2 separate regions of the Homo sapiens genome follow, and region 2 is linked to region 1. Evidence: chromatin loops called from intact Hi-C (ENCODE). Cell type or tissue: dorsolateral prefrontal cortex. All regions are shown on one strand.

Region 1 (8,000 bases):
GCCTCTTTCAGTATAATAATAACAACAATAATGACCATCACTGCAATAATATCACTATCATTTTCGATCACCTGTTAGATGTACTTTTTCAAAAACTTAATCCCCACAACAGCTCTCATTCTGGAGATGAAAAACACAGCCTCAGATGGGCTCTGATTTCATCAATCTGGGTGATTCTAATGAGCAGCAGGGGTAAAAATCTAGAGCCTAAAATTTAACTTGAAATTGTTTTTCCCTCCTAAAAGGAGACTAGTGAGCCTGAAGCATTATAATCAGTCCTCTTGTCTTCTTCTTTCAATTGCCTCACTACCTACAATCATTTAAAATGAATTTTAATGCGTTTCAATGATATTCCATTGTGAGCATCAGTTCTGAGATGCTAAGTATCCACCTAAAATGATATCCTTGTCGAGCACATACTTTAGCCAGTTAATGTCCAAGGGACTTCTCATTTCATTAAATGTCATGTTGCATTTAATTCTCATGACAACCTGGGATAGTAGATATTATTATTTGCCTCATTTTGTGAATGAGAAAATGAGTCTTTGGAGAGGTTAAATAAATTGCCTGAGATCTTGCAGCTAATAAAAGGCAGAGCCAAGGATTGAAAAATGGTTCTGGGCTGGGTGCGGTGGCTCACATCTGTTATTCCAGCACTTTGGGAGGCTGAGGCGGGTGGATCACCTGAAGTCAGGAGTTCGAGACCAGCATGGCCAACATGGTGAAACTCTGTCTCTACTAAAAATATAAAAATTAGCCGGGTGTGGTGGCACACACCTGTAGTCTCAGCTACTTAGGAGGCAGGAGAATCGCTTGAACCTGGGAGGCAGAGGTTGCAGTGAGCCGAGATCGCGCCACTGCACTCCAGCCTGGGTGACAGAGCAAGAGACTCCGTGTCGAATAATAATAATAACAGTCCTAGGGTGTTCTCTCAACTCCTCTATCCAATGCCTATCTTTGCTTCAGGACTCAGCCCAAGATCTACCTCCTGATAGGAAGTCCTCCCTGACAAATCCAGCATTTGTTGACTCAATCGCTTCTAAACTGTTATAATTAGACCAATGCAGCTATCAGTTGTTGAATACTTAGTATACACAAGGCATCTTTTATTCATTATCTCAAAACCTTCTAACACTCTTTTTTTTTTTTTTTTTGAGATGGAGTCTCGCTCTGTCGGCCAGGCTGGAGTGTGGAGGTGTGATCTCCACTCACTGCACGCTCCACCTCCCAGGTTCTAGCAGTATCCCTGCCTCAGCCTCCCAAGTAGCTGGGATTACAGATGCGCGCCACCATGCCCGGCTACTTTTTGTATTTTTTAGTAGAGACAGGGTTTTGCCACGTTGGCCACGCTGGTCTTGAACTTCTGACCTCAGGTGATCCGCCTGCCTCAGCCTCCAAAGTGCTGGGATTACAGGCGTGAGGTAACACTCTTGAGTGTTAGAAATTATTGCTTTAATTTTACAGATGAGGAAACAGGCTCAGAGAGCCTTCCAAGCTCCTGCAGCTAACCAGTAGCAGAGCCAGAATTCAAAATCAGATCTGGGTGAGCCCAAAGCAGGAGTTGGCAAACTAAGGATCATGGGCCAAATCCAGCCCACTCATTGTCTGTTTTGGTAAATAAAATTTTGCTGAAACAAAATCAGACTCACTCATTTACATAACCCTGATGGCTGCTTTCAAACTACAATAGCGACATTGAGTCCCTGCAAACAAGTCTATGTGGCTCTCAAAGCCTAAAATATTTACTATCTAGCCCTTTATAAAAAGTTTGCTTGTAAACGTTTTTGTTTTTATAGAAAAACTCCTGCTTGGAAGCCTGTTTTTCTTGCCACTTCATCTTTCTTCTTCTCTGTATGCCACTGCTATTATAGTATTGAAGTTGTCACTCTTGCTCCCAGCAGGTGGAAGGACAGCATGCTTCTCATGAAAAGGACCTCAGTAGGACACTCACAGAAGTCCGGGCAACTGGGACAGAGACCACGACCCCCAGGAAGGGAGTGGTCAATCAACACAGGGATCACCAGTACAGGAGCCTCTGTTTGGAAGGAAGGTCAGAAAGATCCTGTGGCCTTGCTCTACCAATTTTTGGCAGCCTGCCTGGCCACATCCCTACCTCCCAGAGGCCCATGCTCTGATTCCTGGATGTCACCCTGTTCTCTGCAGGTGCCAGCAATGTTGCTTTTGCATACTCCCAGGGGGCACTATCCACATGTTCCAGGGACTCCATCTACATAGTTACCCTGGGTGCTATAATTACCTGGGTGTGTCTGGAGTGGGTGGGAGAGAGGGGTGTGGCTGTTCTTGGGATCTGCAGTAAAAGACTCTGTTTAAAGGGTTCTGAGAGAGGAGGCTGCGTCGTGGGGTGTAAAGGAGGGAGCTGGGACTCTGCAGCTTTTGGTCTTTGCAGAGCAGTGGGACTTGAGGAGGTAGAGGAGGAAATCCTGGGAAAGAGGTTGAGGGCACTGTCACGAGAAGACAGTGCAAAGCTACACACACCCAGACCACATAATATGAATATTATATAGAGTTTATTGGGGGCAAAGCCTATATGCGGTGAGGTCTCAGAGCACCCTGCTATGCCCGAGTCAGCCTAAGCCACCAAGGATGACCCTGCAGTCAGACCACGTCTGGCTATTGACTCAGTGCAGTGAGAGGGACTGCACGTTGAGCGACATGGAGATGGCTCAGCACACAAAGGTCAGCAAAGAGTTATTCCAGGACTTGAGGGTGATGTGAAGTTAAGGTGACAATTAAATGAAGCAGGCTCATAGCAAACCAGGCTGTGTGTTGTGAGTCAACATCAGGTGTGGGCTGGGAAATGGACCCAGGGTCTTGTTTCTTTGGAAATAATAATTTTTTGTTTGTTTGTTTTGAGATGGAGTCTCACTCTGTTGCCCAGGCTGGAGTGCAGTGGTGCCATCTTAGCTCACTGCAACCTCCGGCTCCTGAGTTCAAGCAATTCTCCTGCCTTAGCCTCCCCAGTAGCTTGGATTACAGACAAGTGCCACCATGCCCGGCTAATTTTAGTATTTTTAGTAGAGATGAAGTTTCACCATGTTGGCCAGGCTGTTCTCAAACTCCTAACCTCGGGTGATCCACCCACCTCAGTCTCCCAAAGTGTTAGGATTACAGGCGTGAGCCCCCGCATCCAGCCTTTTATTCCTTTTTAAAGGCTGAATAATATTCAATTGTACATATATACCACATTTTGTTTATCCGTTCACCTGCTGACAGACACATGTTGCTTTTGTGTTTTAGCTAGTGGGTCAAAGTTAATACTGCTATGACCATACAGGCACAAATATCTCTTCAAGACCTTACTTTCAATTCTTTTTTTTTTTTTTTTTTTTTTTTTTTTGAGATGAAATCTTGCTCTGTCACCCACGCTGGAGTGCCCTGGCATCATCTTGGCTCACTGCAACCTCAGCCTCCCTGCGCACACAGTTCGGTACTACATATATCCTCTAGGTGGCAGCATAACCCTCAATATAAAAACCCATTCTGAGCCCCGCGCGGTGGCGCGCCTGGAATCCCAGCTGCAGCTACTCTGGAGGATCGCTAGAGCCCAAGAGCTGATGCAATGCTCCAGGACTGCACCTGTGAACAGCCACTGGCACTCCAGCCTGGGCAGCAGCGAGACCCCGTCAATAAACAAACAAACCACCCGATTAGGCGCGGTGGCTCACTTCTGTAATCCCAGCACTTTGGGAGGCCCAGGCGGGTGGATGGCTTAAGCCCAGGAGCTCGAGACCAGCCTGGGCAGCATATAGAGACCTCATCTCTACAAAGAATTAAAAAATTAGCTGGGCATGGTGGCACGCGCCTGTGGTCCCAGCTACTCGGGAGGCTGAGGTGGGAGGGCCACCTGAGCCCAGTTTGGAGGCTGCAGTGAGCCGCAATCGCATCACTGCACTCCAGCCTGGGCGACAGAGCCATACTGTCTCAAAAATAAATAAGTAAATAAATAAATAAAACATAAAAACTATTTTGGGATCCTGACCCTTTGGTCTTTGAACTTCTCTCTCTTTTCTTTCTTTCTTTTTTTTTCTTCTTCCTTCCTTCCTTTTCTTTTTCTTTCTTTCTTCCTTCCTTTCTTCTCTTTCTTTCTTTCTTTTCTTCTTTCCCTTTTTTCTTTCTTTTTGAGAGAGGGTCTCATTGTCACCCAGGGTAGAGTGAGAGGCACTATTACTGCAGCCTTGAACTCCTGGGCTCAAGCGATCTTCTTACCTCAGCCTCCCGAGTAGCTAGGACTACAGCTGCATGCCAGCACACCTGACAATTAATTTTTTTTTTTTTTTTTTTTTTTTGAGACGGAGTCTCACTCTCTCCCAGTCTGGAGTGCAGTGGCGCAATCTCGGCTCACTGCAAGCTCCGCCTCCCGGGTTCACGCCATTCTCCTGCCTCAGCCTCCCGAGTAGCTGGGACTACAGGCGCCCGCCACCACGCCCGGTTAATTTTTTGTATTTTTTAGTAGAGATGGGGTTTCACCGTGTTAGCCAGGATGGTCTCCATCTCCTGACCTCGTGATCCACCTGCCTCGGCCTCCCAAAGTGCTGGGATTACAGGCGTGAGCCACTGCGTCTGGCCAAAAAAAAATTTTTTTTTATAGAGACAGGGTCTCGCTATGTTGCTCAGGCTGGTCTCAAACTCCTGGGCTAAGGCACCGTCTCGCTTCAGCCTCCCAAAGTGTTGGGATTACAGGTGTGAGCCACCAGGCCTGGCCTGGCCTGAATTTTCTTTTTTCTTTTTTTTTCTTTCTTTTTTTCCTTTCTTTCTTTTTTTCTTTTTTTTTTTTGAGACAGAGTCTTGCTCTGTCTCCCAGGCTGGAGTGCAGTGGCCTGCTCTCACTCGCTGCAACCTCCCCCTCCCGGGTTCAAGCAATTCTCCTGCCTCAGCCTCCTGAGTAGCTGGGATTATAGGCATGCGCCACCATGCCCGGCTAATTTTTCTGTTTTTAGTAGAGACGGGGTTTCACCATGTTGGCCAGGCTGGTTTCGAACTCCTGACCTCGTGATCTGCCTGCCTTGGCCTCTCAAAGTGTTGGGATTACAGGCGTGAGCCACCGTGACCAACCGAATTTTCTTAGCACTTTTCTTTTTAAATGCCAAAGGATGGAACCCAGAACTGTGAGCTTCCTTCAGCTCTGTCAGTGGCTTATCTCAACATGAGCTAAATGTACAAAGGTGCTCTTCCTATCTTACTGCTGTGATCGTTGGTCCCATGTTTTGACTGCTGGATTGATTTCAGTAAGGACTCAGGGTATAGATTCTAGCCTTCCTTGAAGGACAGATGTCCTCTCAACTAAACTAGAAGCACACTATAACTCTACAATTTTTGAATTCTTTTTTTTTTTTTATTTTTTTTTTGAGACGGAGTCTCACTCTGTCACCCAGGCTGGAGTGCAGTGGCATGATTTCGGCTCACTGCAACCTCTGCCTCCCGGGTTCAAGCGATTCTCCTGCCTCAGCCTCCCAAGTAGCTGGGACTAGAGGTGTGCGCCACCACGCCCGGATAATTTTTGTATTTTTAGTAGAGATGGGGTTTCACCATGTTGGTCAGGCTGGTCTCGATCTGCTGACCTCGTAATTCTCCTGCCTTGGCCTCCCAGAGTGCTGGGATTACAGGCGTGAGCCACTGCGCCCAGCCCCGGCCCTCTTTTTTTTTTTTTTTTTTTTTCGAGGTGGAGTTTCGCTCTTGTTGCCCAGGCTGGAGTGCAGTGGTGCGATCTCGGCTCACTGCAACCTCTGCCTCCCGGGTTCAAGTGATTCTCCTGCCTCAGTCTCACGAGTAGCTGGGATTACAGGTGTCCGCCACCACCCCCAGCTAATTTTTTGTATTTTTAGTAGAGTAGGGGTTTCACCATTTTGGCCAGGTTGGTCTCGAACTCCTGACCTCAGGTGATCTACCTGCCTCGGCCTCCCAAAGTGCTAGGATTATAGGTGTGAGCCACCACACCCGGCCCCCATTTTTGTATTCTTAGTCTCTGGAGCACAGTTGGTTGAACAAATGAATGAATGAATGTATTACCACAAGGACTACACAAGGCTAGGCATTGCCTGGCTTGGAAAGAGTCTTTAAATTGCTATTATTTATGGAAACTTCAGTGCACCAGCCAGATTTCTTGGTTGCAAGCAACAGAAATAAACTCTGGCTCTCTTTTTTTTTGAGACGGAGTCTCATTCTGTCACCCAGGCTGGAGTGCAGTGGCACGATCTCGACTCACTGCAAGCTCCGCCTCCTGGGTCCACGCCATTCTCCTCCTGCTTCAGCCTCCCGAGTAGCTGGGACTACAGGCACCCACTACCACGCCCAGCTAATTTTTTTGTATTTTTAGTAGAGACGGGGTTTCACCGTGTTAGCCAGGATGGTCTCGATCTCCTGACCTTGTGATCCACCTGCCTCGGCCTCCCAAAGTGCTGGAATTACAGGCGTGAGTCACCACGCCTGGCCAACTCTGGCTCTCTTAAGCATAAAGGGAGTTTATTGGAATGGCATGGCAGTAGAATCATGAGAGTTTGCCTTAGTTCGTTTTCTATTGTTTATAACAGAATATCTGAAACTGGGTAATTCATAAAGAAAAGGCATTTATTTCTTACAGTTACAGAGGCTGAGAAGTACAAGGTTGAGGAGCTGTATCTGGTGAGAGCCTTCTTGTTGGTGGGGACTCTCTGCAGAGCCCCTAGGCAGTGTAAGATATCAAATGGTGAAGGGGCGACCATGCTAGCTCAGGTCTTAATTCTTCCTCTTATAAAGCCACTGATGCCACTCCCATGACAACTCATTAATCCATTAATCCACTCATGAGGTCAGAGCTCTCATGATCCAGTCACTGCTTAAAGCCCCATCTCAATATTGCCACTTTGGAGATTAAGTTTCAAAATCAGTTTGGCAGGGGACAAACATTCAAATCATAGCAGGGTTCAAAAGCAGGTTCAGACAGTTTTCAAAATTTGTTTTAATTAAAACAATTAAAAATTTAAAAAAGTTAAAAAAAATTAAAAGAAGCAGGTTCAGCACACAGGCAAAGGAAGCCCTGGAGGGACAAGAAGTAGGAAGAACAACCACCACCTTTGAGCATGAAAAGTCTGGCCAGGGCCCACCACTGTCGCTGTCCACCTCCACAGCTGTGGTAAAAGTCCTAATTTGGGCTGTTCTCTCACCTTTGCATCATATGTTCGCCTTTGCATCATATATCAAAGGGTGGATTGACCCTTTGACAGAAGCTAAGTCACATTCCAAAGCCCCAGCTGCCAAAGTGTGAGTGGGGGAGGATCTCCCCAGTGCAACTCCCTGGCAGAGGAAGTACCCTGCATCCTGCCACTCACACACTGGAGCGTCCCCCAGCCAGCTGAGCAGGCTTCGCAGGGGTGTGGCCATCCGCCTGCTCCAGGCAAGTACTGTACAGTCCTTCAGTCCTTGCTGCCAGCCTCTGCATCGGTAGTTTTTTGTTTGTTTATTTTTTTAAATCAGCGCTCATTTCTTCTTTTTGACTTCTTGGACTAGCCGTGAAGATTGCAGGCATTCTTAGCCTGTCTTTTAGTAGGAATGTTTCTAATGTTTCACCATGGAGTGTTAAGGTTTACTGAAGGCTTCTGGTAGCTAGATTATCTATTTAGTTTGAGGGTCTTCCTTGGATTCCTAAACTCACTAAGAGTTTTCTTTTGAGATGGAGTCTCACTCTGTTACCCAGGCTGGAGTGCAATGGCATGATCTTGGCTCACTGCAACCTCCGCCTCCCGGGTTCAAGCCATTCTCCTGCCTCAGCCTCCCAGGTAGCTGGGACTACAGGCATGCGCCACCACACCCGGCTAATTTTTCTATTTTCAGTAGAGATAGGGTTTCACCATGATGGCCAGGCTGGTCTCAAACTCCTGACCTCAAGTGATCCGCCCACCTCGTCCTCCCAAAATGCTGGGATTATAGATGTGAGCCACCTCGCCCAGCCACTAAGAGTTTTTGAAAACAGAAATCAGTATGTATTTTATCAAATGATTTAGAGT
Region 2 (8,000 bases), 120 kb after region 1:
TAAACCACCGGAGGATCATTCACCAATATCCTGAAAGGAATTTGTCTGATTTTTGCTGGCAACTTCAATCAAGTCAGAACTGCGATGCCAAGGTTTGAACTTCAGTGGTGCTGATCTTTCTCATTTGGACCTTTGAAACATTAACTTCAAAATGGCCAGTTTAAGCCGCTGCAGTCTTGCACATGCAAATCTTTGCTGTGCAAATCTTAAACAAGCTGATCTCTCTGGATCAGTGCTTGACTGTGCAAATCTTCAGGGAGTCAAGACACTCTGTTCTAATGTAGAAGGAGCATCCCTGAAACTGTGTAATTTTGAGGATCCTTCCGGTCTTAAAGCCAATTTAGAAGGTGCTAACCTGAAAGGTGTGGATATGGAAGGAAGTCAGATAACAGGAATTAACCTGAGAGTGACTACCTTAAAAAATGCAAAGTTGAAGAACTGTAACCTCAGAGGAGCAACTCTGGCAGGAACTGATTTAGAGAATTGTGATCTGTCTGGGTGTGATCTTCAAGAAGCCAACCTGAGAGGGTCCAACATGAAGGGAGCTAGATTTGAAGAGATGCTAACACCACTACACATGTCACAAAGTGTTAGATGAGAATTTTAGGGGCTGGAGGAACATGTACAAGATGAAAATGTTTTCCTTATCACTTTTCTTTCTCCACCCGCTCAGTTGTCTAGAAGAAATAACACTGTAAGGAAGTTAAAAAAAAATTTAGAGGATTATGCTTGTTCTCAGTGGTGCATAAGGGAAAAAATTGACTTTTTTTTCCATATTCTGATTTTTAACAGAAAAGCACTCATTTAATAGATATAGGGAAACTAGATATTGCTGCCTTTTGAACAGGGTAGGGGGGTTTACCTGGTTTTATGACCAGGAATAGTATCTATTACATTTGCTTTTAAATAGGCATGATGTGGAAATACCATCTTGGTTTGAGATGCATTTGAGGATTTTAATTTATGGAAAGCACAACATATGCAATTTATATTTATTGAATACTAGATGCAGTATGGATATTTAAATTGTAAAAACTTTACGAAAACTTGGAAAAGGTTGTTCAGGTTTATAAATAGCTTTAGTGATGCCTCCTTCTTTAAATACTTGTCACAGCATATGAATATGGTAAGATCAGACTCCCTAAGACTCTTCAGGTTCATTTTTATAATGTTTACTTTTTAGAACAAAACAGTAGCTAAATTACAGTAATATCCAGTTCTTACTGATTGAGACAGAGTGGAAAGAAAGACATCGTTGTACATCACTGTCATTCCAAAGGTACAGTGGAACTCCGGATGGAGGAAGAACTTACCTATCACTACAACACTTATAAATGAGCATTTCTCAGAATGTCATTCTAGGCAAGTTCCACTCAACACCAGACCAAGCAATTCTGTCTATTCACACTATTAGCCTAGTTTTCTCATACAATCAGCACAAGCATAGGAAGATACTTCAAAACCAAAAAACCAAGGTGCACCATTAATATTCATTTAATTCAAATACCAAATAGTTTTACATAGGGCCATCTTAGAAATAGATATTAAATCCAGATCTACTGCAATCAAAGCTTACACAATATGAATGAATATGGTAGAGTTGCCTGTTAAAAGGCAATGTAATATAATTGCTGCTAGAACCCTACAGTGGGGAATGAGGAATTTTAAACATATATTTGATTACAGCCACCAAAAAAGTATATATAAAGAAAGTAAAAATAAAGGCATTTGGCTGGTCCAAGATGTAACACCAATCAGTCAGCACCTATGATTCTTTTACTTACATTTTTTACTTTTTGTTTTTGTTTTTGTTTTTTTGAGACAGAGTATCAGTCTGTCGCCAGGCTGGAGTGCAGTGGCGCAATCTTGGCTCACTGCAACCTCCGCCTCCTGGGTTCAAGCGATTCTCCTGCCTCAGCCTCTCGAGTAGCTGGGACTACAGGTGCACACCACCACGCCCAGCTAATTTTTGTATTTTTAGTAGAGACAGGGTTTCACCATGTTAGCCAGGATGGTCTTGATCTACTGACCTTGTGATCCACCTGCCTTAGCCTCCCAAAGTGCTGAGATTACAGGCGTGAGTCATGGCGCCCAGCCTGTTTTTTTTTTTGTTTTTTTTTTTAGTGAAATTTAGCCTGTTTTTCTTGAGTCATTTTCTCTCTGCAACAGTAGAGGAAGGGCCTGTATCTCCCTACCAATGACCTGGTGTCCTTACATCTACCCCAAGAGCAGGGATGTTAGCTGTGTCCACAGGGTTCTGAATTCTACAGACTCATCAACATGAGGCAAGGAATCATTGAAAACCACTTTTGTCTCCTTTGGGAGAATGACTCATCTTTAGTATTTATGTAGTGTATTCTTCTATATCTACATATGCAAAGCTTTCTTTGACAGTAAAGGGCACATATGCATAGTGGGAGAAGATCAGACCTTTACAAGTGAAGGAAAGCAACTTCAGAAATGAATTATTTTCTTTGCTTTATTATTTTTACCAAGACAGAGAAGTATTGTATTGAGAGATTATCTATTTTCATAATCAACATTTGCCTAAATTATATTTAAATCATTTCACTTTGTACTATATTTTCAGGAATTATAGAATGTGTTATTCACTCACTTAAAGGTACCTCTGTAGAAATAACCTAAAACTGCAGAAGGATCCGAAAGATATAACATGGTGTGTTTAGAAACTGCAGATTTTAGATCTAATGTATACTGCATTAATAAATGATGTAAAGTGTGGAAAAGGAAAAAAAAAGACTGATCCCATGATCAAATATTAATATAAAAATTTGAGATCAGCCGGGCACGGTGGCTCACACCTGTAATCCCAGCACTTTGGGAGGCCAAGGTGGGTGGATCATGAGGTCAGGAGATCAAGACTAGCCTGGCCAACATGGTGAAAACCCATCTCTACTAAAAATACAAACATTAGCTGGGCGCGGTGGCGGGTGCCTGTAATCCCAGCTACTCAGGAGGCTGAGGCAGGAGAATCACTTGAACCCGGGAGGTGGAGGTTGCAGTGAGCCGAGATCGTGCAACTACACTCCAGCCTGAGTGACAAAGCAAGACTGTCTCAAATAAATAAATAAATAAATAAATAAAAATAAAAAAAATTGGAGATCAAAATATTAGTGCATAGGATTCAACAATAAATTAAAAGAACAGTAGTGTACATCACAACTAAGTGAATTTATGCCACCCAAGAATGGATGAATATTAAGAAATTTTGGAATATAATCTATCATACCATATTAACAGGCCAAAGAAGAAAAACTGTAGTTATCTCTATAGATACAGAACATACATGTGACACAATTAACAATCTTTCTAACAACAAACTCTTGATAGACTATACATGTGCAGAGACTTCTTTAATGATGTGTATGTGTCACAAACAAAAGCCAGCGATTCCCATTAAAGTCAAAGATAATTCAAGGTTGCTTACTATCACCAGTCATCTAAAATTTTCGGTAGATACTAACCAAGGCAGTAAGATAAGAGAGATGTAGAAGTACATAAATATTGGAAATGAGGGAACAAAATGATGATTGTAATCAGATAATAACATTGTATGCTTTGAATTTCCTGAAAATTGTCTTAGAATTTTCTGAAATTCTATTAGAGACAATAAGAGTTCTGTATGTGGCTAGTTGTAGACTATAATATATCAATAACTTTCTTTTTTATTTATTTTATTTATTTATTTTTTTGAGATGGAGTCTCGGTCTGTCGCCCAGGCTGGAGTGCAGTGGCGCGATCTTGGCTCACGGCAAGCTCCGCCTCCCAGTTTCACGCCATTCTCCTGCCTCAGCCTCCCGAGTAGCTTGGGACTACAGGTGCCCGCCACCACGCCCAGCTAATTTTTTGTATTTTTAGTAGAGATGGGGTTTCACCATGTTAGCCAGGATGGTCTCGATCTCCTGACCTCGTGATCCACCCACCTTGGCCTCCCAAAGTGCTGGAATTACAGGCATGAGCCACCATGACCGGCCATCAGTAGCTTTCTTACCAGTGACTAGAAAAGATAATAATGTAAGAAACAGTTCTATTTATAAAGGAATGAAAGGGCAAAATATTTAGAAATAGTGTGAGCATCTATAAAAAAAATCTTAAAACTCTTTTGAAGGAGAAGTCTTATGTCCTTCAAAGAAGACATAAATAAGTGAAAGCATATATGTGATTCTTAGGAAGATTAAATAGAATTAAGATTAAACTTAGTACAAGATATAAAATGTAATAAGGATGTCTGAATTATTCTAAGAATTCCTTTTCATCTTGATTCAGTGGGAATTTGGGAGTGGAAACCTGAATAAAATAACTGGAATTTATCTAAAACCCGTTGTTCTCAATGGGGGACGATTTTGTCCCCCAGTTCCAACCCAGGGAACAATTGGCAGTGTCTGGAGACTTTTTTTTTTTTTTTTTTTTTTTTTTTTTTGGCTGTCATGACTCGGGGCTGCTACTGCCATCTAGTGGGTAGAAGCCAGAGATACTAAACATCCTAGGATGCGCAGGACCGTCCCTGCAGTGGAGAGTGTCCTGCCCAAAAATGTCAACAGTACTGCTGCTGAGAAATCCTGACCTAGCAGAATAAATATTCTAGAGTAACCAGGAAAATTCTGACAATACTAATCAGGGGATTAACCTTAGGCATTCTGGAACTGAAGAGGTGCTAGGCAGCTCAGTGGAACGGTGGACAAAGTGCAGAATACACTGGAAGATTTAGTACAGGGGAAAGGTGGCATTTCATATCACGGTGGATAATTCACTCAAAAATGTGACCGAGTAAGTATTTAGGAAGGAATAAAGCTGGATCCCTATCTCATTCCTCCCATCAAAATAAATTCTAGGAGGATTAAAGATTTAAATATTAAAAAATGAAACTGCAAGACTACAAAGAGAAAGCATCAGAGAATTAATTTGTAGTCTTGGCCTTGGAAGAACCTTTCTAAGTAGGAACAGACACAGAAGCCATAAAGGAAAAGATGAAAAATGTACTTACATAAATATAAGAAACTTCTTTGCAAAAAGAAGAAATTATTTGCAATACATGTAACAAAATGCTTATTTACAAAGAGTTTATACAAATCAATAAGAAAAAGAAAAATAGGCCAGATGTGGTGGCTCATGCCTATAATCCCAGCAATTTGGGAGGCCAAAGTGGGAGGATTGCTTGAGCCCAGGAGTTGAAGACCAGCCTGGGCAACATAGTGAGACCTCATCTCTACAAAAATAAATAAATAAAAATTAGCTGGGTGCGTGCCTGTAGTCCCAGCTGCTTGGGAGGCTGAGGTGGGATGATTGTCTCAAAAAAAAAAAAAAAAAAGAAAAGGAAAAATAATATAATAGAAATATATATAGCGCCCATGAAAAATACAGATGGCTAGTGGAAAGATACTAAGCCTTACTTAAGAAATGTAAAGCAAGGCTGGGTGCGGTGGCTCAACGCCTGTAATCCTAGCACCTTGGGAAGCTGAGGCGGGCTGATTGCTTGAGCCCAGGAGTTCGAGACCAATCTGGGCAAAATGGTGAAACCCTGTCTGTACAAAAAATACAAAAATTAGCCAAGCATGGAAGCGTGCACCTGTAGTCCCAGCTAGTTGGGAGACAGAGGTGGGAGGATCACTTGAACCTGGGAAGTGAAGGTTGCAGTGAACTGAAATCATGCCACTGCACTCCGGCCTGGGCAACAGTGAGACCCTGTCTCACAATAAATAAATAATAAATAAATAAATAAATAAAGCAAAACAACAATTAGATATATAATTTCCGCTAATACATTAGCAAAAATTAAAACAGTTTATCATTTCTGGTGTCATTAAGGGTGTAAAGAGCCACATATGGTTGATGCACAAGGACAAGTTGGTAATATCTATCTAAATCTTAATTTAATCTTTCACCAAGCATTTCTATTATTTAGCACTTAACGGTTACTGATATTCTTGGAAAAGGATGCCAACATGTATGAGCAAGTTCAGTTGCATGATTATTTATAATAGTATAATATGGGAAACAACCTAAGTATGTATTCATACAGGGCTGGTTGAACAATGTGATTTTGGTGCAGTAGAATAGTATACAGGCATGAAAATGAATACAGTAGATTTGTGTGTACTGATAGGGAAAGATTTCCAATATACATTACTAAGTGGGGAAAATAATATGGTGCATATGGTATAACCTTAATTTGGTTTTGGTTTTAGAAGTATATATTAATTATTAAAATCAACTTTTTTTTCCTGGAAGGATGTCAGAATGATTATCTTTGAGGAGAGTTAGCAGAATTGATAGTGGCAGAGGAAAATTTTTTCATTTTAGATTTTCCTGTGCTGTTTGAACATTTTAAACATATGCATACATTGCTATACAAAATTAAAAACAAGGTAAATACAACATAAATTTAGACAATATAAATATAAACTAAACTTTTTTTTGCCTTCACAAAATCCTTCCTCTTCTACTTGCCTTTTGTAGTGTTCTTTAGCCATTTGTTGGTGGATTTTTTTTTATTGTTTGCTTATAGCATCTGCTCCTTTGCACAGGATTCTAGGAAAAGACCTTGGTTTCATATTGGCTCCTAAAGTAGACAAGTTCCCATGCCCCAAGGGGCATTGGCATCCTTTATTTGTCAAAGGAAGGAAATAACTACATATCTACTATACAGTGATGTTGGGAAAAAGGTCTGTGAATAATTTATATAGACTGTAATGAAAAGTAAGTGACAGTTATTATTCTCCTAGTTATACAAATTGTTTGTCAGTTACTTCATTTAAGTGAAATTAAATTATTTGAGTTAATAGGGTTGAATTTGAAAATTACATTTTGTTTCTGAAGCTTTTATTTTTTTAAATTTATTTTATTTTTTGAGACGGAGTTTCGCTCTTGTTGCCCAGGCTGGAGTGCCATGGCGCTCCACAACCTCCGCCTCCTGAGTTCAAGTGATTCTCCTGCCTCAGCCTCCTGAGTAGCTGGGATTACAGGCTTGCGCCACCACGCCCAGCTAATGTTGTACTTTTAGTTGAGATCGGGTTTCTCCATGTTGGTCAGGCTGGTCTTGAACTCCCAACCTCAGGTGATCCACCTGCCTCAGCCTCCCAAAGTGCTGGGATTACAGGCGTGAGCCACCACACCCAGCCAAGAGCTTTTATTTTTAAATGTCAGTAGTCCTCAACATTTTTGTAGCACCTTTGGACAGCTGATACTTTTGTACATTGTCATGCTGTCCCCAGACTGCCTCATTTGGAATAGGTGAATACCAGTCTATTAGGACAGACCATTAGGAGCAGTGGTATGCAGTGCCTGTCTGTTGCAGGTGTTATCACCTCTACAGTTGTATAGTATTGTTTCGGTAATCATTTCAATATTTGATTGCATTTTGTCTATTTTACATGCGTGAAAACGAGGAAAATGAAAGTGCTGGTTGGGATTACAGCAACTAGTTGTACAGGCTGAACATCCCAAATCCAAAAATTCAAAATCCCAAATGCTTCAAAATCTGAAATGTTTTGAGCACTGACATGATGCTCAAAGGAAATGCTCACTGGGGCATTTTGGATTTTGGATTTTTGGATTAGAGATGCTGAACTGGTAAGTATAATGCAAATATTCCAAAATAAAAAATCAGAAATCCAGAACACTTATGGTCCTGAGCATTTTGGATAAGGGATACTCACCCTGTAGTAATAAGCTTGGGTTTTAAAATCTCAGTACTGCCGGGTGGGGTGGCTTATGCCTGTAATCCCAGCACTCTGGGAGGCCGAGGCAGGCGGATCACCTGAGATATTTGGAGACCAGCCTGGCCAACATGGCGAAACCCCTTCTTTACTAAAAATAGAAAAAAATTAGCCAAGTGTTGTGGCGGGTGCCTGTAATCCCAGCTACTTGGGAGGCTGAGGCAGAAGAATCTCTTGAACCTGGGAGGTGGAGGCTGCAGTGAGCCGAGATTGTGCCACTGCACTCGAGCCTGGGCAACACAGTGAGACTCAGTCTCAAAAAAA

The links. Peaks named below come from ENCODE experiments on the same cell type or tissue, not always from the same donor. Only the 100,000 strongest peaks of a DNase experiment are listed, where the experiment ranks them.
Region 2: it touches region 1 in a loop (14-fold over the local background); 104 of 110 quality-filtered maps call a loop at or near these places.

Annotation. Positions count from the first base shown.
Region 1 is chr17:19,989,467-19,997,466 of GRCh38, forward strand. No RefSeq gene overlaps it. Among named protein-coding and RNA genes, the nearest start is that of AKAP10, 16 kb to the left of the region's middle. RefSeq lists enhancers at 3,247-3,780, 5,252-5,753, 5,754-6,253. In dorsolateral prefrontal cortex, CTCF peaks have their summits at 3,469 (motif pointing right) and 3,676; a DNase peak (open chromatin) is centred at 3,515; H3K4me3 peaks cover 562 bases; H3K27ac peaks cover 2,775 bases.
Region 2 is chr17:20,112,393-20,120,392 of GRCh38, forward strand. All of the region lies in intron 3 of SPECC1 (sperm antigen with calponin homology and coiled-coil domains 1), which reads left to right. It also overlaps the pseudogene KCTD9P1. Among named protein-coding and RNA genes, the nearest start is that of SPECC1, 110 kb to the left of the region's middle. In dorsolateral prefrontal cortex, a CTCF peak has its summit at 4,495 (motif pointing left); a DNase peak (open chromatin) is centred at 4,513; H3K4me3 peaks cover 612 bases; H3K27ac peaks cover 2,521 bases.